Linked DNA regions of Homo sapiens: region 1 is linked to region 2. Evidence: chromatin loops called from intact Hi-C (ENCODE). Cell type or tissue: adrenal gland. All regions are shown on one strand. Links, peaks and the distances in the headings refer to the core of each region. The heading gives the core; the rest is flanking DNA. Region 1 holds the start of LOC105376733 (a long non-coding RNA gene). Region 2 has its middle 93 kb from the start of CIROZ.

The links. Peaks named below come from ENCODE experiments on the same cell type or tissue, not always from the same donor. Only the 100,000 strongest peaks of a DNase experiment are listed, where the experiment ranks them.
Region 1: it touches region 2 in a loop (10-fold over the local background); 2 of 110 quality-filtered maps call a loop at or near these places.

The regions. Positions count from the first base shown.
Region 1 is chr1:10,814,664-10,822,987 of GRCh38, forward strand. LOC105376733 (a long non-coding RNA gene) reads right to left here and starts at 995. Exons shown (of 4, transcript XR_946954.2): 1 at 929-995. RefSeq lists an enhancer at 1,984-2,484. In adrenal gland, for the core only: no CTCF peak of the experiment used is centred there; no DNase peak of the experiment used is centred there.
Region 2 is chr1:10,885,356-10,893,679 of GRCh38, forward strand. No RefSeq gene overlaps it. Among named protein-coding and RNA genes, the nearest start is that of CIROZ, 93 kb to the right of the region's middle. In adrenal gland, for the core only: no CTCF peak of the experiment used is centred there; DNase peaks (open chromatin) are centred at 4,013 and 4,328; H3K4me3 peaks cover 694 bases; H3K27me3 peaks cover 2,848 bases.

The DNA of each region.
Region 1 (8,324 bases), core at 207-8,206, 71 kb before region 2:
ACCTGTAAAGCTCCTCTTATGGTGCCTGGCACCTAGTGATCGCTCAATAAATGGTTAGCTGTATTAGTATGAACGGTTGCTGTTTTTGTTATTATCATCATCGTCTTCTAAGGAATCTTCCCATTTCATTCTCTGAGGCCTGCAGAGTGAACAATCACCCCGATTTGCTTGAGATTCTACTGGTTTAACACTGAAAGTCCCATGTCACGAGAAACCCCGCAGTCCAGCACAAGCTGGGACAGTGGATCAAACTCCCAGTTGCCCCCAAGGAGGGTGGAGGGAGGGAGAAGAGACCTGACATTGTGGGCCAGACAGTCTCTATGACGCCTTCACCCCAGGGTGGGACTCACACAGCCTCCAGGACCTGAAGCCCCTCTGCACAGGTGGCTAGACCTCGGGGAGGGCCAACTAGGGGACCTGGAGCGCTGAAGGATCTGTGGGTGGCAGAGGCCGGGGCCCTGGCCTTGGAGCTGTGGCTCTGATAGTGTTCCCAGCCTGCATCAGCTCTGAGGCCCTGCCTCCTGCAATATTTGCTTAACAATCAGCCCAGAAACTGCATTGTTCAGGACAGAAATGAAAAACATTAGGCTGGGGCTTGTTTTTCTTCCCTGTCCAAATTCTTCTGGGCCCTTGGGAGAGGAGACCGTATCTTGGCACCACCCTCTCAAGAACAGGCAGAGGCGGGAGTGTGAACTCCTGGGTTCAATTTCCCACCTCTACTAACCTAGGAGCTTGGGGGCAGGTCCTGAGTTTCCCCAAGTGCTCAAGAGGGGGAACTTCAGCCTGGGAGCTTACTAGGGCCGGAGAATCTGTGGTTAAGCTAAAATAGCTGTCACCCCATGCACTCTTACTGAAGCCTCAAGACCATCCACGGAGAGAGTCTCACTCCCATTTTATAGATGAAGGTGTTGAGGCTCAGAGCACTCACCCCAACCAGCATGAACACCAAAGCCAGTCCGTGGAGGCGGAAGAGTGAGCGGCTATTTGGCATCTCAGGGGAGCCAAAGGCTTCTGAGAAATGGGCCTGGTCTGTTTTGTTTGCTGGCTAAACACCTTTATCGAGGGCTGAGGAAGTAGGCGGGACGAAGAGGCAGAGGGAGCCCTGCACCTTTCTCCAGAGTCGACACCTACCAGCACTCTTGGGGGCCCTTAGAGAGGAGGGCTGCCCTCTGTGCCCAGTGCCCACTTTCCCCAGCTCCAGCCCAAAGGGGTAAGAGCCCTGACAGGCCCCTGCCCCTGCTCGGCTCCCAGCTCTTTCCCTGACACCCACAGGAGGGGGAGGAGGCAGGCGTGCCTGGCTCACCTGCCAAGGCTGGCAGCCTGGCATGCAAATGGGTGTGGGGCAGAGACTGAAGGTGCCCAGACAGGGGTGTGGGCACCTGACAGAGGCCAGGCAGGGTCAGGCTGGCTGCTGGAAAGGAAGGTGGGCAGGTGCTCCCAAGCCCCTCTGTGTTCCGGGCATGTGAAATGCATCGTCTTACGTCCTCACAGAAACCTCAGGAGGTGGACTTGTCCTCATCTCTGTGTTCTGGGGTGGTGGGGAGGAAACTGAGGCTCAGAGAGGTCACTTAATGGCAGAGCTTGAATTCAAACCCAAGCCTTTCTGACTCTCCCCCTGACACAACCCACATCAGCCAGATGGCATTAAGAGACAGCTCCAGGGTCAGGCCTCACACATTCAAATCCTGACTCTCCCATTTTACAGCCGCTGCAGAAATTACATCCTGGGCCTGGGCCTCCGTTTCTTCATCTGTAAAATGGGTCACTAACACGACCTCTTCATAAGGTTATCATGAGGGCACATGAAATCGTGCATGAAAAGTGCCAAGCACGTACTAGGTGCCTGACGGGGTAGCCATTGCTATCCCTATCTGTCATCCGTGGAATCACCTTACTGCTTTATGACACAGGCTGTCTCTTTAAAAGCAGCAAGACTGGCAGGGGGTCCTACACTGGAACCTGGTTCCCTGTCGCTCCCCACCCTTATTCCTTGGAAGATACTTGTTATTCTCAGCCTCCGTTCTGGCCCATTCTAAATGCCCTGGTCTTGCCAGGACTATGCGAGATCATATTTGTCTGTGGCCTGAGCAGGGATACCCTGATGGACCCTCATTCCCACAGATGCCCACTACCCTTCCTTGTCCATGGTGGGGAAGGGGCACTTCGGTCTGAGGCCGGGGGCCTGGGTTTGCGCCTCAGCTCATTGTCAAACTCAAGCAAGAGCCTCTCCCAGCTCTAGGCCTCTAGGCCGCTACCCTAAGTAGCTGCTGTCCTTGGTAGGGGAAGAAGATTTGAGAACTCATGCCCTGATTGCCCTGCCTGGGGCGACTGGGGGGCACAGTTCCTGTCTGCATCTATAAGCCCTCGGGGTCCCAAGAGGCTAAGATGTAGGAGTCCCAGAACGAGCCGGAGGAAGAGGAGAGGGAATTCTGCCGCCCAGGCTCCCCTGGGATTCTGCAGCCTCCTCCTTGATGGCTGCTGGCCCTGCCCACCTGCCGTTCTTGCAGTGGCAAACCTGAGCCCACAGTCCCCTGCTCAAAGCCCATCGGAGGCTCCTGGGGCCTGCAGGGCCTGGTCCAGGTCCCTTCACATGACTCGCAAGGTCCCACCACCCTCTCTGGCCTCACCCTCTCCTCTCTTCGCTGGGGCTCCCCCTCTCCAATGCACTGGCCTGCACTCACTTCCCCAGGCCCAGGTGGTCTAGCCCCCACCTTTGCCCCTGCTGTGGCTTCCCAGGGAATGCTCTTCCTACCTGCTCCCTGCCCCCACCCCTCTGTTGTAAGGTCTCAAATGAGACAGCACCTTCCTGGCTCCTGCCTCCCTAGCCTTGACCCCCCTGCAAGTTCCCAGAAACTCTGGCTTTTCCTGCGTGTAGGACATCACCTGGTCCCTGTCTTCAGAGAAGGACATGAAGCAAGCCCACTGGTACTGGCACCTTCATTCAGCTCATTCTTCAACCAGCAAGGATTTATTGAGCACATACTATGAACAGCTGCCAGGGCTGAGCCTGGGGTGCTTGCGCCCCTGAGGACTGGAGCCCTCAGACCCAGGGGGTATGGGTGGAAGAAGAACTTGGCTATTTAGAAAGGGACTCTAGGAAGGCACATGTCATCTCCTCTCCTCCAGGCCTGAGAGCATATACAAGGCCAGTACCATGAGCTAATAATATTTTACTTTTCCCCGTAGAGCACAGCATTGGGCTTGGCATACAGTAGGGGCTCAACCAATGCAGGCAGAAGAGAACTGACAGATGATAAGGTTTTCTTTCTTTCTTTCTTTCCTTCCTTCCTTCCTTCCTTCCTTCCTTCCTTCCTTCCTTCCTTCCTTCCTTCCTTTCTTTCTTTCTTTCTTTCTTTCTTTCTTTCTTTCTTTCTTTTTCTTTTTTGAGACAGAGTCTTGCTCTGCCGCCCAGGCTGGAGTGCAGTGGTGTGATCTCGGTTCACTGCAACCTCCGCCTCCCGGGTTCAAGTGATTCTTGCACCTTAGCCTCCCAAGTAGCTGGGATTACAGTTGCCCCCAACCATGCCTGGCTAATTTTTGTATTTTTAGTAGAGGCAGGGTTTCACCATGTTGGCCAGGCTGGTCTCAAACTCCTGACCTCAGATGATCCACCCGCCTCGGCCTCCAAAAGTGCTGGGATTATAGGCATGAGCCACCGTGCCTGGCCAAAGATAACCCTACACCAGGAACTTCATGAGTTCCAGGAGGGAAAGGCAGACTAGTGTGTGTTGCAGCAGGCAGGGAGGGCTTCCTGAGGGAGGTGCTGAGAACAGGGCCTTGAAGCCCGTGGAGGCTCAAAGTAGTTGGGAGGGAGGAGGGCGGATGCTTTCTAGGGATTGTGGAGACCAGGATACAGGCAACAGGAGCAAGAGGCGTGAGGTTGAAAGCAGGTGGGAGGGGTGGGGCATCTGTACAAACATCGTGGGTGATGTTTAGGAGAGTGCCAGGCTGTGCCTCTGGCCACCACCATACCTAAGACCCCTAAGTCTTGCTCTGGCTGGGGGTGACTGCGGGCCACAGTTCTTGTCTGCAGGGAAACCAATGGCTGCAGTTAAAGACAAGGCTGCCCTCCCCCCAAGCTCCAGAGACTGGGGAGTGCCCCGGGCAGGGCTTGCCCAGACCTGGCACTCCAGCTGCACCCTCCGCCCTGGGACATCTTGTACCCAGGAGGACCTATTAAAGGGACAAAGGTCCCCATGGGGTGCAGGCACCCCAGGCTCAGCCCTGGCAGCTGGCCCGGGCTTGGGCTGCAGCAGGAACCCCCACTCTCAGCTCTGCCATGTCAAGGCTCAGGGCAGAGAGGGAGGGATCTTGGTCTCAGGTCCATCTCCCTTGGGGCAGAGCCACCCCAGTTGTGTGAGGACGGGACACTGCCTGGCAGGTGCTCTCCCTCTGGCAGGGCACAGGCCGCTGGCAGTATGTACAGCACTTCAGTCTGGATTCTGGGATCCAGCGGTCTTGAGTTCGAATCCTGATTTTGCCCCTGCCCAGCGGTGTGAACTTGGGCAAGCGACTTGACCTCTCTGAGCCTCAGTTTCCTCATCTCTGAATAAAACAGGGTTAAGAATAGTCCTGGTTATTCATGATCCAGTGAGAACCTGCCCCAAACACTGCAGAGCATGACGCAAAGTCAGTGTTCAGTGAATGGGAGCTGCTGCTTGCTGTTCTTGGGAGAGAGGGATGGGCAGATGGGCACCACAGGAGTCCTTGGGCTCTTGTGGCAGGTCCTGGAGGAAAGGAAACAGCTTTGAGAGATGTGTAGAGATGGGAGGCTGCGTCCCCTCCCTGGAGGTGCTCTGGGGACCCAGCCAGGTGTGGGGGTGATGAGGGTGTTGGTAGAAGCCCCATTGGGTGGGGGAGTGGGGGTGGTCTCCTCCACAGAGGCCTCCTCAGGTAGCGCAGGCCATGGGCTTCTGTATTGCTGAATCAGGGTGTGGGGGCAATCAGCTGGGTGATTGTCGCTGAATGTTATTATCCTTGATAAGAACCAGATTAAACGGGGGAGGGGGCAGAGGGGAGAGAGGGCGGAGAGAGGGGCGGGAGGGCGAAGGAGGGAAGCAAAGTGCAGCCTCCCTCTTGCTGAGCCAGCCCTTGGCTGCTCTCGGGCTGGTCAGGGCCCAGTTAGGACCCCAGAGTCAAGCTCCTTCCAGGGGGCACTGGGAGGGGCGGGGATAGAGGGACTCGTGGGTGAGCTGCCAGGCGTGGGCCAGGCTGGCCAGCGGAAGGAGAGGTACAGACCTCCCACGCCGAGGGTGCCCACACAGGCCCCAACTCTGGTCCTCGGCAGCCAGCCATCACCTAGGGCTGCCTGCTGAGACGCCCCAACCGGGGACAGGAGCCAGTGACCCTGGGAAAACCAAGCCCATGCTGCCAGCCTCCGTTTCTCCACCAGTAAGCTGTGTGATGAGTGTGCCTCCTGCAAGGCTCAGGGTGAGGAGGAAACAAGGTGGAGGGGGCAGGGTGTCGGCCACACAGAGACACACCTCCCTCCTCCCACCGCATCCTTCCACAAAATCAATGACGCTCTGACGCCGTCTTTGCCCGGCTTTGCCCTTGTCCCTTTCCCTCTCTTGCCATCATGGGGGCCTAGCTGGGGGACCCGCTGACCCTCTGCCCCATTCTTTCCAAGCCTCCGGATACTTCCCCACCGTGGGAAGCAGGCAAGGCCCAACGTTCCCATTTTACAGATGGGGAAACTGAAGCCTAGAGAGGGATAATGGCTGCCCAAGACCAGAGTTGGAACCCAGGAGTCCCGGCTCTCTGTCCAGGGCACTTTGACCTTCTTGGCCAGCCTCCCCGCCACTCTGACACCTGGCTGGGGTGGGGGCCTGGCCTAGAGGGCCCCAGACTGCTGGGGTGTTGGGCTGGTGTGACTGAAGAGCCCCCAACCCCTGGAGGTGTCTCTGCTCCGGGGACAGGACTCCCTAGGACGGGCCCCACAGGCATTCCTGGCCATCAGGGAAGGCTATAAAAAGCAACACTTTTCAGCCCCAGAGTGTGACCTGTGTGACTTCACAGAATCCAGGGAAAAACACAGATAACCTTGGGGAGGCCTGACCTTCAAGAGGGGTGGGAACAGGAAGGGGGCACCCCGGGGCCGCAGCTTGGCCTGGGCTGGGGACGGGGCCTGGGGGTACGGTGTGAAATGAAGCATGGAAGCTCACTGGAATAATGATAATAATCACCGCTATTATTTTATTTATTTATGTATTTATTTTGAGACAGTCTTACTCTGTTGCCCAGGCTAGTGTGCAGTGGTACAATCTCAGCTCACTGCAACCTCTGCCTCCTGGGTTCAAGCAATTCTTGTGCCTCAGCTTCCCCAAGTACCCGGGACTACAGGTGCCTGTCACCACACGCAGCTAATTTTTGTATTTTTAGTAGAGACGGGGTTTCGCCACATTGGCCAGAGTGGTCTCAAACTCCTGACCTCAGATGATCCGCCCACCTTGGCCTCCTAAAGTGCTGGGATTACAGCCATGAGCCACCGCACCCAGCCTGCTGTTATTCTTCTGTGGGCTACTGGTATTCAGGACTGGCCACAGGCAGGCTCTGTGCATCAACTCCAGGGTCCTCCCCACTCCCGAAAGATGGATCCTAATGTAATACCCCATTTGACAGACCAAGGGATGGAGGCTTAGAAAGGACCAATAATCACACAGCGCGTAAGGAAAGGAGCTGAGCTTCACAGTCCCCCACCGCGCCCCACTCAGCACACTCCGTATTTCAGCCACGCCAACACTGGTTCTTCTTGTCTTGGGACCCTCATACTAGCTGCTCCCTCTGGCTTGAGAGCTTGTCTCCTCTCTTTGCCAATTAAATGCCTCTCTGTCTTTCAGAGTTCAGCTAGAACTTCATCTCCTTAGACAGGCTTTCTGGACAACCTTGCTCATTCATTCACTCATTCATTCAGCACATATTTATTGAGCACCTACTATGTGCCAAGCCCTGTGTTGAGTGCTGGTGACACAGCAGTGACCAAACTAACAAAATCCCTGGCCTTAAGAAACTAACATCTGAGTGGATCATTAATTGTGAGCTTCACTAGCAGGCAGAGCTGGCCCCACTCTGGGGAGATGAAGCCCTGGGATAAACTGGCACGTCTTCCCAATCCATCAGTTTCTTTCTTAAATTTTGGGTGGGGGAGCATTAACTTTTCTTTTTTTTCTTTTTTTTTTTTTTTTTTGTTGAGACAGAGTCTTGCTCTGTGGCCCAGGCTGGAGTACAGTGGCACCATCTCAGCTCACTGCAACCTCCGCCTACCGAGTTCAAGCGATTCTCCTGCCTCAGCCTCCCGAGTAGCTGGGATTACAGGCGCCCGCCATCACACCTGGCTAATTTTTGTATTTTTAGTAGAGACGGGGTTTCGCCATGTTGGCCATGCTGGTCTCAAACTCCTGACCTCAAGTGATCCACCCGCCTCGGCCTCCCAAAGCGCTGAGATTATAGGCATGAGCCGCCGCACCTGGCCAACTTTTGTTTTTTTTTTTTTTTTTAGAGACAAGGTCTCACTCTGTCTCCCAAGCTGGAGTGCAGTGGTGTGAACACAGCTCACTGCAGCCTCGACCTCCTGGACTCAAGTGATTCCTGGCTCAGCCTCCCTTGTAGCTGGGACCACAGGTGCTTGCCACCACACCTGGCTAATTTTTAAAAATTTTTTGTAGAGATGGGGTCTCACCATGTTGCCCAGGCTGGTCTTGAACTCCTGGTCTCAAGCACTCTCCCCCGCTCGGCCTCCTAAAGTGCTGGAAATCAGGTGTGAGCCACCACGCCCGACCTGCATTAACTTTTATTTAAGCAACACAAATCCCTTATGGAATAGCACATCAAACTTACATAAACTTGTAAGAGATACTCTAGACTGAAGGGGGCCCTTGGAGCCACCATCAGGGCACCCTGGGTAGCGGCCACCCTTAGTTGGGGGAGAAGGTTTGAGACCTCATGCTCTCATTGCGCTGCCCCAGCCTGAGAAAACCAGGCCTTCAGAGCACTGGGCTAAGGGCTGAATTTCTCTGGGCTACCCTCAGAGCAGGGAAAGTCAGAAGGGTCTGAAAGCCAGGAACCCCGAGTTCCAGCCAGGGCTCTTACTCTGCCTGCTGTGTAACCTTGGGCAAGTCACCCCACCTCTCTGAGTCTTTGTTTTCTTGTGGGTAAAATGACTGGCATATAATAGAGCTCTGCTAGGATCCCAGCAGGCCCTACAAACCTGTCTGATTCTAAAGCCAAGTTCGGCTGGCCGGCTTCGTGCAGTTCTACATCCTCTTCCGGCCTCCTCTCCTCTTCCGTAGGCTTCCTTCTCCTTCCCTGCCTGGACAATGCCCCCA
Region 2 (8,324 bases), core at 49-8,048:
GTAAGGATGTTTGTTACTTTGCCTTTTTGTAATAGAAAATATGTTTAAAAAACCATAAATGTCTATCAATCAGAGATAGGATAAATACGTATAGCATTGCCACACCGAGGAACCCTGAACAGCTACTAAAAATAGTGAGGTAGATCTATGAAAATCTGTAAATATCATGGAAAGATCTGCAAAACATGCTGTCAAGGGCAAAGAAGCAAGTCAGAACAACACATGTGGTGTGATGTCATTTATATAAAAGATAATTGCCGGGCGCCATGGCTGATGCCTGTAATCCCAGCACTTTGGGAGGCTGAGGCGGGTGGATCACGAGGTCAGGAGATCGAGACCATCCTGACTAACACGGTGAAACTCCATCTCTACTACATATACAAAAAATTAGCCGGGCATGGTGGCGGGCACCTGTAGTCCCAACTACTTGGGAGGTTGGGGCAGGAGAATGGCGTGAACCCAGAAGGCGGAGCTTGCAGTGAGCCGAGATCACGTCACTGCACCACTCCAGCCTGGGCAACCGAACGAGACTCCGTCTCAAAAAAAAAAAAAAAAAAAAAAAAAAAAAAAAAAAGATAATGAAGATATTTGAAAAAGGGCAAAGGATTTGAACAAACATTTCTCCAAATAAGCTATACAAACATCCAATAAATGAGAGAAAAAATGCTCACCACCATCAGCCACCAGGGAAATGCAAATCAAAATAACTAAAAAGTACCACTTCACACCCACTAGAATGGCTATAAGCAAAAAGACAGATAATAGGAAGTGTTGGCAATGGTGTGGAGAAATAGGAACCTTTATACACTGCTGGTGGGGTTGTAACCTGGTACAACCACAAAACAGTCTGGCAGTTCTGCAAAATGCTAAACATGGAGTTACCGTATGACCCAACAATTCTACTCCTAGGTATATACTCAAAATAAATGAAAAAGTTTTGCTGACCAGACGTGGTAGCTCATGCCTGTAATCCCAGCACTTTGGGAGGCCGAGGCAGGTGGATTGCTTGAGGCCAGGAGTTCAAGACCATCCTGGCCAACATAGTAAAACCCCATCTCTACTAAAAATACAAAAATTAGCTGGGTATGGTGGCATGTGCCTGTAACCCCAGCTACTGGGAGGCTGAGGTATGAGAATCACTTGAACCTGGGAGGTGGAGGTGGCAGAGAGCCGAGATGGCACCACTGCACTCCAGCCTGGGTGACAGAGTGAGACTCTGTCTCAAAAAAAAAAAAAAAAAAAATTGCCCACACAAAAACTGACACAAGAATGTTCACAGCAGCATTATTCATAATAGCCGGAAATGGAAACCAAATGTCCATTAACCTACGAATGAGTAAGTAAAATGTGGTATATCCATACAATGGGTTATTATTTGACAACGTAAAGGAATGAAATATTGACAATCCATGCTGTGACATGGGCAAACCTTGAAAATATTATACTTCAGTGAAAAAGCAATACACAGTGATGTATGATTGTCTGTTTCCATTTATATGAAATATCCAGAATAAGCAAATCCAAAGACAGGAAATAGACTGGTGCTTTTCTAGGACTGGATACTGAGAGGGAATGAGGAGTGACAGCTGTGGTCACAGGGCTTCTTTTAGGAGTGATGGAAATGTTCTAAAATTGGTGAGGCGATGGCTGCACAATTCTGCATATACTAAAAATCATTCAATTTCGCACTTAATTATTATTTTTGAGACAGGGTTTCATTCTCTTGCCTAGGCTAGGGTGCAGTGGTGTGATCATAGCTCACTGCAGCCTCCAACTCTTGGCCTCAAGCGATCCTCCCATCTCAGCTTCCCAAGTAGCTGGGATTACAGGCGCACACCATGACACCCAGCTAACTTCTGCATTTTCCGTAGAGACTGAGTCTTGCTATGTTGTCCAGGCTGGTCTTGAACTCCTGACCTCAAATGATCCTCCTGCCTCAGCCTCCCAAAGTGCTGGGATTACAGGCATGAGTCACTGCACCCAGCTGAATTTTACACTTTAAATTAGGTGAACTGTATGGTATGTAAATTATATCCCAATAAAGCTATTTTTAAAAAAGATAATTAAGATGTTTGCACGTGATGCTTTCCCACTGGTTAATCACAGCTGAGGGAGTGGACTCTCACCCACAGTCCAAGTACCCCTGAATGGATCTCCTTTAAAATCCGTGGTGAACAATCTACGATGAACAAAATCTTAAAAGTTTAAATATCAGGATCAGTATTCTGATTTTTCCTTTGCTCCAGGCTCCAATATGTCTCAGCTAGGCAGTTACTGATCTTGTCTGTATTTAAAATTTTGATATGTTGTTCACCACAAAAATTTTTGCATTAATTTTGCTTTTAAAAAGTATTCCATTAGGGCCGGGTGCAGTGGCTCACAGCTGTAATCCCAACACTTGGGGAGGCTGAGGCGGACGGATCACTTGAGTGCAGGAGTTCGAGACCAGCCTGGACAACATAGTGAAACCCTGTCTCTACTAAAAATACAAAAATTAGCCAGGGGCTGGGCGCGGTGGCTCATGCCTATAATCCCAGCACTTTGGGAGGCCCAGGCGGGTGGATTATTTGAGGTCAGGAGTTCTAGACCAGTCTGGCCAACATGGTGAAACCCCATCTCTACTAAAAATACAAAAAATTAGCTGGCGTTGTGGCACGCCCCTGTAGTCCCAGCTACTTGGGAGGCTGAGGTATGAGAATCACTTGAAGGCAGGAGGCAGAGGTTGCAGTGATCCGAGATGGCGTCACTGCACTTCAGCCTGGACGACAGAGTGAGACTCCATCTCAAAAAAAAAAAAAAAAAAAAAAAATTAGCCGGGCATAGTGGTGCAAGCCTATTATAAATTCCAGCTACTCGGGAGGCTGAGGTGGGAGGATCGCTTCAGCCCAGGAGATCGAGGCTGCAGTGAGCCTGGGCGACAGAGTGAGACCTTGTCTAAAATAAATAAATAAATAAATAAATAAATTGCACGAAAGTATTATTTATCTTGATTTCTGAGGGGTTTTTGGCGCCCCCTGAAGTTTTGCACTCAAGTGCCTCATTCGCGCCCTACCCAGGTCCCCGCCCAGGATCACAGGATTTGTGACCCTGGCCTTGGCCTTGTCCCTAAAACCGTCACCCGGGTCTCCCAGGCGAGAGGGGCGGGAGGCTCCAGACGCCCAGAGCCCACAGCTTCCCGCCCGGGGCGGCTGAGCGGTCCCGGGGAGAGCCCTGGAGAGAGACAGAGAAGGGGAGGCGTGGAGCGGGGCCCCCACAGCAGAAGAGGGGCAGGAGGGAGGCGAGAGGGGGCCGGAGTCTGGCCCGAGACAGAAGGGGCGGAGGGGCGCGGGGTGGACGCGGCCCGGGGGTCCCAGACGGGGCGCCCCTCCCCACCCGGCCCGCCCTGCCCCACCCCCCGGCGCGGGAGGCCCCTGCTCCGCAGTCGGCGGCGCCCGGGGGAGGGGGCGCTGTGGGGGCTCCCGGCCGCCCGCCGCCTGATGCGTATCGATCGCAGCCCGGGGTCGACGCGGGGGCACCAGCTGCCGGCGGGCGGGGCGACCGCACATTAGCGCGGCCGGGACCACTCCCCGGAACGCGGGCCGGGCAGCCCATTAGACGCCCCCGGGCGGCCGGGCGACCACTGCACGGGCGGGGCGAGGCTGGCTCCAAGCAGGCGGCCCCTGGGCGGCCGGGGCGGGCGGGCTGCGGGCGCAGCAGGGGGTGCCAGGCCTGGCTCGACGGGCGAGGCTGCAGGCCCCTCCGAATCCCCGGCACGCCCGCCCCGGCTGGCTGGCTCCCTCCGTTTCCCGAACTGCGCTCCAGCCTCCAGACCTTTGCCCGCGCTCTGCCCCCTGCCAGGGACGCTCCCCTGCCATCGCTCCTCACCAAGCCTAACCCCGCTCGTTTTCTGGCTCCCTGCTTATTAGTGGGTTCCTTGAGGAGATTGTCCTGACACCTCTGATCCAGCCGCTGGCCTTGCACTTCTTCAACCGACCCCATGAAAGCATCTAGCTCCCCGGTACCGAAGGCATAAACACAAAAGCAGCAGGAGGCAAAACCAGCACAGCTCACAGGCGCTTCTGACAGGGAGCTCCCAGTCCGATTCCCTCTTCTGATCCCTGAGAGCAGGAGAGTATTGGGCAGAATTGGGGATGAATTAGAATCTACCACTTAACAGCTGCCCGACCTTGGGCAAGTGACTTAGCTTCTCTGGGCCTCGTTCCCACATCTGCAGCTTCATCGAGGCCTGGTGGGAAAAGGTCCATGTGGATCCTAATTCCTGCCCCCAGCGGGAGACTCCCAGAAATCAGTACCCAAGCTGGGGAGGGGACTGGAAACCCCATAAGGAGAGGTGGGCTCTGCACGCACTGTGGAATCTCCAGCGGGGTGTGGGGCAGACGGGAAACAGGCCATCCTCAGGCGCTGCTAGGGGCCTAGAATGGGGAAACTCCACACAGGCAACCTGGCAATCTAATGGGAGATGGCATCTCCCATCTAAGGCCAGCACCTCCCGCTGGGCCCCGGACTCATCCCTCTCACTGCCTGGGGACAGCGCTCCAACTCCATTTCAAGCGACAGGAGCTGTCTCTGTCTTGGGCTCATCAGCCTCATTTCTCCCTTAACCCCACCTCCCCTCCACTACCATCCTATTCTCAGACTCAGAGAGCTCCGGTTCCTCTCCTCCCATCCTCTGTGTCACTAACTGCTCTAATCTAGGGTCCAGGTAGCAAAGCCCAGTCATCAGCTCGCAGCCATTGTTCTACGAGTCCCATCAGTGCACTGGACCCAGTGGTCCCTACGCCCTCCTGAACGTTCCTTATTTGGCTGTTCCTCCCCGTTTTCTTCAGCTGCTCCTTCCAGTCTCCTCTGCAGCTTCCTCTTCCTCGTCCTCACCATAAACACCCAAGCATCCTCTGACTCTTCTCCACGTGCCCCCTCCCTCCGAGATCCCCTGCGTGCCTCTACTCTTTAAACACCAAGCGTATGCCGACAATTTCTAAACTTCTATCTGTGGCTCAGTTCTCTCCCCAGAGCCCCCCGCATGTCCATAGCCTGTCTGCTCCACATCTGCACTTGGAGAAGAGGCGGAGCTGCCTCTGCTCATACAGCCCTTAGCCAGCTAGGAGAAAGTGACTTTCTAAGGCAAAAGAAACTTTCTTTAAAACTTGGCACTGCACATGATTCCATCCAACGGCGGGAAGGCTGGATGGGAGGAGGCAAAGCGCACCCGCTTGCTCCAGGCCTGGCCAGGCAGCCCAGACTGGTCCTTGCGAAGGGAGGGGGAGGGGCACTGGCTCTGGGGTTTAATCAGTAGCATCCAGCTTCAGTTCTTCTCAACAGCAATTCCATAAATCAAACTTCTTGTTAAATCTGTGGCCAGAGCATATGCATCCCGTTAGAAGCAGTGCCGGGGCTGGGGCATGGTAGTGCCCCCACAGTCACCCCCTTAGCTTGGCCTGGGTTGGCTCGGAAGCAGCTTTCCTGGGGGCAGCATCCCAGGCCAGGCACACACTCCTGCTCACCCACACCAGGCACTAAGGCAACAGTCACACTCTGACCACTCCCCCCACCACCCCTGCCCTGTAATGCAGGCTTAACAGGTTTAGACTTGGGTGGAGGTGGAAATTGGGCATCCCAAAGAGGCTGTGAGCAAGAGGAGCAGCCTCAGGGGCCGCTCTGAGTGTGACTGCAATAGAACACTGTCCTTACCTGTGTGCAGGACCTGGAAGGTAGACAGGTCTATGATCAAAATGAAACCCCCTCGGTTATGCTGCCCTGGTATCATGTACAACCTGTGCAACCTTAACTGACAGTCCTGCTAATAGGTGCCTGTATTAGTCAAGATAAGATAAATTATGCTGTTGTGACAAACAACATTAAAATCTCAGTGTCTTAGAACAACAAAGGCTTATTTCTTTCTGATGATACACGTCCAGGGCAGGTAGGCAGGGGGCTTTCCTTCATGAGTCACTCAGTAACCCAGGTTAATGGAGGTTCCACCTCAGTGCCTCCTCCTTAGGCAGCCTCAGGACAGAACCGTCGGAGTTGGAGGTGATTAAATGCCCTGACCCAGAAATCACACATATGATTCCCACCCACAACTCTCTGGCCAGAGCTAGTCTCATGGCCACATCTAACTTCAATGTGGCAAGATGTACCATCCTCCTATGCACCCAACAGAGAACAGGGTACCAAGCTCTCAGTGATATCTGCCTCAGCACCCCAAACATAACATGTTCCAACCAAATTCCTCCCAGGCTTCCCAGCTGTGCTAATGGCATCTCCCCTTCTCCAAGGCTTGGGAGTCCTGGATTCCTCTCTTTTAAAAATATCCCACAGCCAGCCGGGCACGGTGGCTCATGCCTGTAATCCCAGCATTTTGGGAGGCAGAGGCGGGTGGATCACCTGAGGTCAGGAGTTCAAGACCAGCCTGGCCAGCATGGTGAAACCCCGTCTCTACTAAAAATGCAAAAAAAAAAAAAAAAAAATAGCTGGGCGTGGTGGCACATGCCTGTGGTCCCAGCTGCTTGGGAGGCCGAGGAAGGAGAATTGCTTGAACCCGGGAGGCAGAGGTTGCAGTGAGCTGAGATTTGCCACACTCCAGCCTGGGAGACAAGAGTGAAATTCCATCTCAAAAAAAAAAAAAAAAAAAAATATATATATATCCCACAGCCAGGTGATTTGCAAACCCTGTCAACTGTATTTTCAAAATTCATCCAGAAGGAAACCACTTCTTTCCAGCCCACACTACCCGCCTGGGCCGAGCCACCATCATCCTGGACTGTCACAGCAGCCTCCGAGATTCTACCTTTGCCCTCTATGGAAAGTCTCCACTCAGCAGCCAGAGGGATCTTGTTAGACATAAGCCAGATCACATCGCCGCTCTGCTTCAAACCCTCCATGGCTCCCACTGGCACCAGAGAAAAGCCGAAGTCATCACATTGGCCCTCAGAGCCTTGCCATCTGCATCTCCTCCATTATCTCTCTGATCTCACTTCCTCCCACCTCACTTCTCACTCTACTCCAGCCCCACTGGCCTCCTTGCTGCTCCTGGGACAGTCAGGCCACTCTGCCCCAGGGCCTTTGCACTTGCAGGTGCCTCTGCCTGGAGTGCTTTCCTTTCAGATCTCAAAAGGGCTCTCTCCTTCACCTTCCTCAAGACTTGGCATGAATATCTCTTTCTTGGGGATATTCCCTGACCTTCCTATTTGAAATTGCATGCCCACTCCTATACTCTCTTTCTCTTTCTTTCTTTCTTTTTCTTTTTCTTTCTTTCTTTCTCTCTCTCTCTTTCTTTCTCTCTCTCGCTCCCTCCCTCCCTCTCTTTCCTTCTTTCTTTCTTTCTCTCTCTCTCCCTCCGTCCCTCCCCCTCTGTCTCTTTCATTCTTTCTCTCTCCCTCCCTCCCCCCTTCTTTCTTTCTTCCTTCCTTCCTTTCTCCCTCCCTCCCTTCCTCCTTTCTTTCTCTTTCTTTTTCTTTCTTTCTCCTCTCTCCCTCCCTCCCTTTCCTTCCTTCTTCTTTCTTTCTCTTTCTTTTTCTTTCTTTCTCTTTCTTTCTTTCTTTTTTTCTTCCTTCCTTCCTTCCTTCCTTTCTCCCTCCTTCCTTCCTTCTTTCCCTCCCTCCCTCCCTCCCTCCCTCCCTCCTTTCTTTCTTTCTTTCTCTTCCTTCTTTTCTCTCTTTTTTATTTTTTGAGACAGAGTCTCACTCTGTCTCCCAGGCTGGAGTGCAGTGGCACAATCTCAGCTCACTGCAACCCCCGTCTCCCAGGTTCCAGCGATTCTCACGCCTCAGCCTCCAGAGTAGCTGGGATTACAGGCATGCACTATCACACCTGGCTAATTTTTTGTATTTTTAGTAGAGATGGGGTTTCACCATGTTAGCCAGGTTGGTCTTGAACTTCTGACGTCAGGTGATCTGCTTGCCTTGGCCTCCCAAAGTGCTGGGATTACAGGCACGAGTGGCCACACCCAGTCCCCTCTACCTGCAGTAGCATTTTTTTTTTTTTTGGCCAGGAGACTTGCCACCTTTTAACAATGTTAAGATTATACTTACTGTGTTTACTGTCTGTTGCCCCAACTAGAATGTAGGGCAGAGATTTTTATCTGTTTGGTTCACTGCTATTTACCTATCATTTGTATATGTATATATACATATGGCGTAGTGGCTAAGAGCTCAGACTCTGGAACCAGACTGCTGGTTCAAGAACCAGCTTTGCTACTTTCTGTGTGATTTGGGGCAATTCACTTGACTTCTCTGACTCTCAGTTTGCTCATCTGTACAATGGGAATAAGCCAGGCACAGTGGCTCACACTTGTAATCCCAGCACATTGGGAGGCTGAGGCGAGC